Regions from separate parts of the Homo sapiens genome. Here region 2 is linked to region 1. Evidence: chromatin loops called from intact Hi-C (ENCODE). Cell type or tissue: sigmoid colon. All regions are shown on one strand. Each heading gives the region's core, and the rest is flanking DNA. Links, peaks and the distances in the headings are about the cores only. Region 1 overlaps SLC8A1 (solute carrier family 8 member A1). Region 2 overlaps PKDCC (protein kinase domain containing, cytoplasmic).

Region 1 (3,026 bases), core at 250-2,749:
GATACAGAAATACACCTTTTAACAAGCGGCCTAGGTTGTTCTTATTTATACCAAGGCTTGAGAACCACAGTTGTAAGACATGGGAAGGGGAGATACTACTCGAAGTGCCCACAGTTTTGGGGGCCTTCCTGCGAGTAATAGATGTTTGAGTTTCAGGGAAGCAGCTAATCGGAAAGAAGTAAGAAGCTGGTTTCTCTTAGAAACATGGATGCCCTTAGCTATAGTGGTTATTTTGCTGATAAAATGTGGGTAGGCGTCACGGAGATGCTGGGGGCTGCTTAATTGTAGCTTCTTCCACTCACAATATGGTTATTCTCCTATTTTTTTAAACCCTATTCCAGCTACCCTAAAAGGCCAAATGAGGGGGAATTACCTAAATTGATTGAATTGTGCTGCTCTGTTTGCCAGGTTGGAAGCTTACCTACTTCATAGGGTTTTGAAGGAAATGAGTTAACATGAATAGAATAGGGCCTGGCACTTAATGGGTGTTCAGTATTATTAGCTATTTTTATAATACAACAGAGCCAGATCCCCAGAGAATCCATACATGGTAGGGAATTCTGACTATTGCCAATGATTCTATACTTTTAAGGAGTTATAACACCCTTTAAAAATTATTAATTTGACAATCCTTTGCATTTAAAAGTGTGATAGAGCTTAAAATTCTTAATTATTTTACTTTGAAAATTTCATACAACCAAAGTCATTAAAAGACATTAGAGCTCTTTTGGTTTAGAGCCCAAATCTTACTAATGGCTGTAAGGTAGATATCTTTACTTAAACAGTGTATATATTCCTCTCTTTTTTCTTTTTTGCCTTCTATACCCTCATCTGTCTTGCTCTTTTAGAATTAAAAGAGAAATAGTGTTTACTTATGTACTTGTTCTTCTGCTGTCACTGAAGACCTTAAACAAGCATTTGTCTTTGGTTGCGATATTTATTTACCCAAGTAAATAGAAAACCTCTCTTTCTCTCTCACAAGTGCATGCGCGCGCGCACACACACACACACACACGTGTGCGCGCGCACACACACACACACACTTCACTGGTTCATGTGAAAAGAATCATCATTTGGCTTCCAAGTGAAGTTCAAGAGGTAACAGAATTGCTGATGTTTGACTGATTAATAACCAGGTAGATGAGGAGTTGAAAAAAGGAAACACACTGAAAATTTCTGCCCATAAAAGTTGTCCCTGAAGAGGGTAAAGAAGAAATGGAGACAGTGACATGACCTACTTTTAGAAGAGAAGGAAGCAGCGATAAGTAAAAAGTTCAAGAGGACCTATATTGGCAGGATCAGGGCACCTGCTTCTAGTCACTTTTGTCCCCAGCTACAAATGAGAGTCAGCAGGACAACTTTTGAAAACATGAACTTGCTAGCCCCACCTTGAGTTTCTGCTTAATCGGCCTGAGATGTGGCTGGAGCATTGGTATTTATCAAAGCTTCCCCAAGCAGATTGAGCTCCACTAACTGACCACTCACAGCCCTGGTTTCTTTGTCCCTGTAAGGAGGACAATGATGCCTCCCTTAGATTAACTGAGGTAATGATGTATGGAATGAGTGACACATAGATTTGTTTTTAGAGTAACCATTTTTGTTATTGAAAAATTAGCTATTTTTCATTTTTGCATGTTAACTTGAATGTTTGCACTTTATGGAGGTGCCCCGGGCTTAGTTTTCCTACTTTGTATCTGATATCCTGCTGTATTTTAAGTTCAAAGAAAGAAATTTATTCTAATTAAAGGAGAGAAAAAAATGGAGGTTTATTTTTCAGGGAACACAAAACAGTGAAGTGAAAGGATACAAACCAGCAGCGCAGCACTATTTGATCTGCTTTCCAAACTGTAATTGGAGTCATGTTCTCAAAAGGAAATGATAAGACTCCACTACACACACCTAGAATAGGATTATTTTTCAGTGTGATGTTCACAGGTGTCCAAGAGAGAATCCAAGGGGTGCTGACAAGGTCTAGATAACTGATACATTTGACAACGGACAGAGTGTCCAAGGAAAATATCAAGAAGCTTCATCATGTTCAACTCCGACTGTGACTACACAATGGTAAAGCAGCTGATCGTTTGAAAGAAAATAAATACAATTATTCCATATAGAAACATCAGGCTGACTCCTTTAGCAAACATGGATAAGAAACAGATTAAGAAGGAGCTATTTTCATGAAAGACTCCTTATTCTTTAATACCATTAATGGAGATAATTCTCTGATAAGGAAAATTACACTCTGCCACTCACATACACACACTCACTTCACTGGTTCATGTAAAAAGAATCCTCATTTGGCTTCCAAATGATGAACAATTTTTTTTTGATTCCTTAAATTCTTGGCTTCTCCTGGCATTACATTTGGGCTGTCTTTATAGTACTTTAAAATGGGCTGGAATGAACTTGCTTTTAAAATAGCATCAAGTTTTTGATATTTTCAGTTTTAAGCCATGATTCTGTTACTTTCATAATAACTCTTATTTTAATAATGCAAAGTCCGTGAGGGCAAAAAGAATCATAAGATTTAGTTAAGCAACATTTGGCTAATTTTGAAAAGGAAAAAAGCAAGGGCAAATTTGAAGCTAAAAACAAATAGCTGAATTAATTGTCATTTTCCCAAGCCAGATGGTTTGTTATTATATAGATATAACTGAAACTAACTTCCTGCTTAAACACAATCTAGGGCTGCCCTGCACAGATCGGTGTCCTCTGACTCGCTTCTCCTCCCTTCCCAATAATCTCCCTCTTTCAGTTAATCCTCTTTGCATTTGAAGCCTAGTTCTTTCTTCTATGCTTTGTTCTATTTCTGGAACATCCATCTCCTATCCAAATCTCCTCAAATTCTCTTCTCTCCTATTTTAGAGATAGTAAAGACATAGGTTCGCCTGTCTTGCTAGAGCTAGCTGAGAAGGATCAGATAGAGAAACTGTACTCTAACTTGAAGAGAAATAAAAAGAAAACAGAAACCTTCATTCTCACCTGCAGGTAGCCTTAATGGGTTATAAGGAAACTTCGTTGTCAGC
Region 2 (2,763 bases), core at 1-2,500, 1.9 Mb after region 1:
CCACCATCACGGAGCTGGGCGCCCCTGTAGAAATGATCCAGCTGCTGCAAACTTCCTGGGAGGATCGATTCCGAGTGAGCTCAGAGGAGGGCTCGGGCCCTGGGCTCCTTGCTAGGATGGTTCTGCCTTAGAAGGCCAGCCCTCCAAAGCAGCTCCCACTCCTCCTCCACCCAGGGAGAGGGAGGGGAGGAAGGCGCACAGGCTGACTCAGCCACCGGCCAAAGGGTTCAAAAAAGAAGCAAGACTTAAAGGATCCCGACATGCTGTGCTCTTGCCCTCCTCACCCCTCCTTGTGCGCGTGTACACACCAGCTTGTGGGGGCTGGCACCTTAAAGAGGGGAGCACTCACACACTCACACTCAGCCTGACTGCAGGAGGGCCAGTGTCCTAGAACTAGGAAAGACCTTAATACCATCCTGACCCTCCCGATATTTCCATACACTGAACTAAAACAACATTCAGGATGCAACTTCAGGGAAGAGATGCATTATCCCCAGACCCTCGCTGCTGCAGTTTCCCACCCACTCCATATCATTTCCAGGGTCAGGCCAGCCGAGAGTTAATAGAAAATCACTGGCCTCCTCTCTAAGGCTGCTGACCTTGGCCTTTGTGGAGCCCTGGGGCCTATAGAAGAGAAGTGCCAACCCCCACAAGCAAAGTTCAGATTCCAAGAGGAGGGTGCCCTCGAGTCCCACAGACCCCCAACCCAGGAGAAAAGCAGTGAGCAGTCTTTTCTTGTGCCCCTCAGATCTGCCTGAGCCTGGGCCGCCTCCTCCACCACCTGGCCCACTCCCCACTGGGCTCCGTCACTCTGCTGGACTTCCGCCCTCGGCAGTTTGTGCTGGTGGATGGGGAGCTCAAAGTGACGGACCTGGATGACGCACGTGTGGAGGAGACGCCGTGTGCAGGCAGCACCGACTGCATACTCGAGTTTCCGGCCAGGAACTTCACCCTGCCCTGCTCAGCCCAGGGCTGGTGCGAGGGCATGAACGAGAAGCGGAACCTCTATAATGCCTACAGGTGACCTCCACCCCTGACTCGGGAACTCCATCGAAGGAGAATGGGCCAGGAGGGCATGGCAGGAAGAGAGCCAACGTGGAGGCCAGCTGGGCAGGGAGACTCAGCCTTGACCAGAGCAAGGGAAGGCTTCTACCCTGTCCAGAAGGGAACATTCAGGCCTCTGATGGAGAGGCTAAAAATAGACAGCTCCAAGGAGAATCCGGGTTAGGGGGTGGCAGCTGGAGGCTTCTTAAAATAGTGTTGGACTCGGAGCCTAGGGCTGGTGGAACTGGCACTTTTCCCTTCCCACCCAGGCCCTTGTGCTCTGGGAAATTCCTCACTGGGCCCCAGCCATGGGGCTGCTCCGACACCGGGAGTCAGTCAGGGGATAATGTGGGGCTGGGAGGTGGGCAAGTCCTGGGAAGGGTTGGGAAGCAGGCCCCTGGTTTCGGTTAGTATGAAGTTAGGTGTGGTGTTAGCATGTGCCCAGAACCCTCCCCCGAGGCTGAGTAGACTTCACTGCGTTCTGCCTGGTTGCTAGGCCTGAGGGATCCGGCTCCCTGGCCAGGTTAGCGTTCTGCCCCAGGTTGGAATAGAGGAAGGATGTGTCTCCAAAGGCTGGATTCCTGAGCCACTGGTTTCCCTCTGCCACAGGTTTTTCTTCACATACCTCCTGCCTCACAGTGCCCCGCCTTCACTGCGTCCTCTGCTGGACAGCATCGTCAACGCCACAGGTGAGCTCTCCAGGGCCCATCTGCTTCCAGGCACCTACCCCACCCCCACCCGCCAGCAAAAGTGGGGAGAAAAATAACCCAGGGCAGCAGGGGTTCTAGAAACCATCACTTCCTAAGGTGGCATTCTGCCGCAACCTCCCCGCTCCCCCGCCCTCTGTTCACTGGGGCACAGGCTCTGGAGGCAGAGGTGGGAGCAGCTGGCTGCTGACTTCAGGGAGGAGTGGGAGCCCCAGGCATCCTGTCTTAGCCACACTGCACTCTGCAGGAGAGCTCGCCTGGGGGGTGGACGAGACCCTGGCCCAGCTGGAGAAGGTGCTGCACCTGTACCGGAGCGGGCAGTATCTGCAGAACTCCACGGCAAGCAGCAGTACCGGTGAGTGGCCCCAAGCTGATCCACAGGGAAGCAAGAAACAGGTGGGAGGGTGAATGACCCCGCCCAATTAGGCTAAGTGGCTCACCCTTTCTCTGGGGACCCTTGTCTCCAAAGGCCACTGTAGGGGCTCACATAGAATCATGGAGGGGCTGACATGGACTAATTTGAGGTTCCATCTCTAGCTGAGCTAGAGCAACTATAATTCTGCCTTCAACCTGGGGTTGGGCACTGATACCCCTACTCTGGATGGCTCCAAACCCTATCATGTACTGGCTATATGACTTTGAGCAAGTTACCCCTTGAACCTCACTTTCCTCATCTGTGAATTGGGTTCACTATTACCCACCTCACCAAATTCTTATGGGAATTAAATGTCAGGTGAAATGTGTGAAAGCAATTAGTGCAGTTCCTATGACACAGCTGGAACGCAGTATATGTTTGCTTCCCTTTCCTTCCTCTAACCTCCCGGGGCTAGAAGGGCACTGCATGTTAGGGAAGGCACACACTGAAACCAGCCAAGAAGCCCCAGGGCAGGGGGAGAATTCTGGCCACTGGTTTCAGGCTGTGGTCCTTCTGCTGAAGCCCTGGGGTTTAGCTGGGGTTGGCAGGGGTTGAGGGGTGAGCAGGTTTCATATTCAAGGAGTTCTGGCTAGTCTT

Evidence for each region. Peaks named below come from ENCODE experiments on the same cell type or tissue, not always from the same donor. Only the 100,000 strongest peaks of a DNase experiment are listed, where the experiment ranks them.
Region 2: a loop joins it to region 1, with 9 times the contacts of the local background. A loop is called at or near these places in 1 of 110 quality-filtered maps.

The regions. Positions count from the first base shown.
Region 1 is chr2:40,121,211-40,124,236 of GRCh38, forward strand. The region is part of intron 10 of SLC8A1 (solute carrier family 8 member A1); the gene reads right to left. The region is part of intron 3 of SLC8A1-AS1 (SLC8A1 antisense RNA 1); the gene reads left to right. Among named protein-coding and RNA genes, the nearest start is that of SLC8A1-AS1, 210 kb to the left of the region's middle. In sigmoid colon, for the core only: no CTCF peak of the experiment used is centred there; no DNase peak of the experiment used is centred there.
Region 2 is chr2:42,053,288-42,056,050 of GRCh38, forward strand. It overlaps PKDCC (protein kinase domain containing, cytoplasmic), which reads left to right. Exons shown (of 7, transcript NM_138370.3): 2 at 1-74; 3 at 749-1,020; 4 at 1,654-1,733; 5 at 1,999-2,106. Among named protein-coding and RNA genes, the nearest start is that of PKDCC, 6.6 kb to the left of the region's middle. RefSeq lists enhancers at 1-223, 224-938. In sigmoid colon, for the core only: no CTCF peak of the experiment used is centred there; DNase peaks (open chromatin) are centred at 139, 874, 1,284 and 2,062; H3K4me3 peaks cover 605 bases; H3K27ac peaks cover 2,500 bases.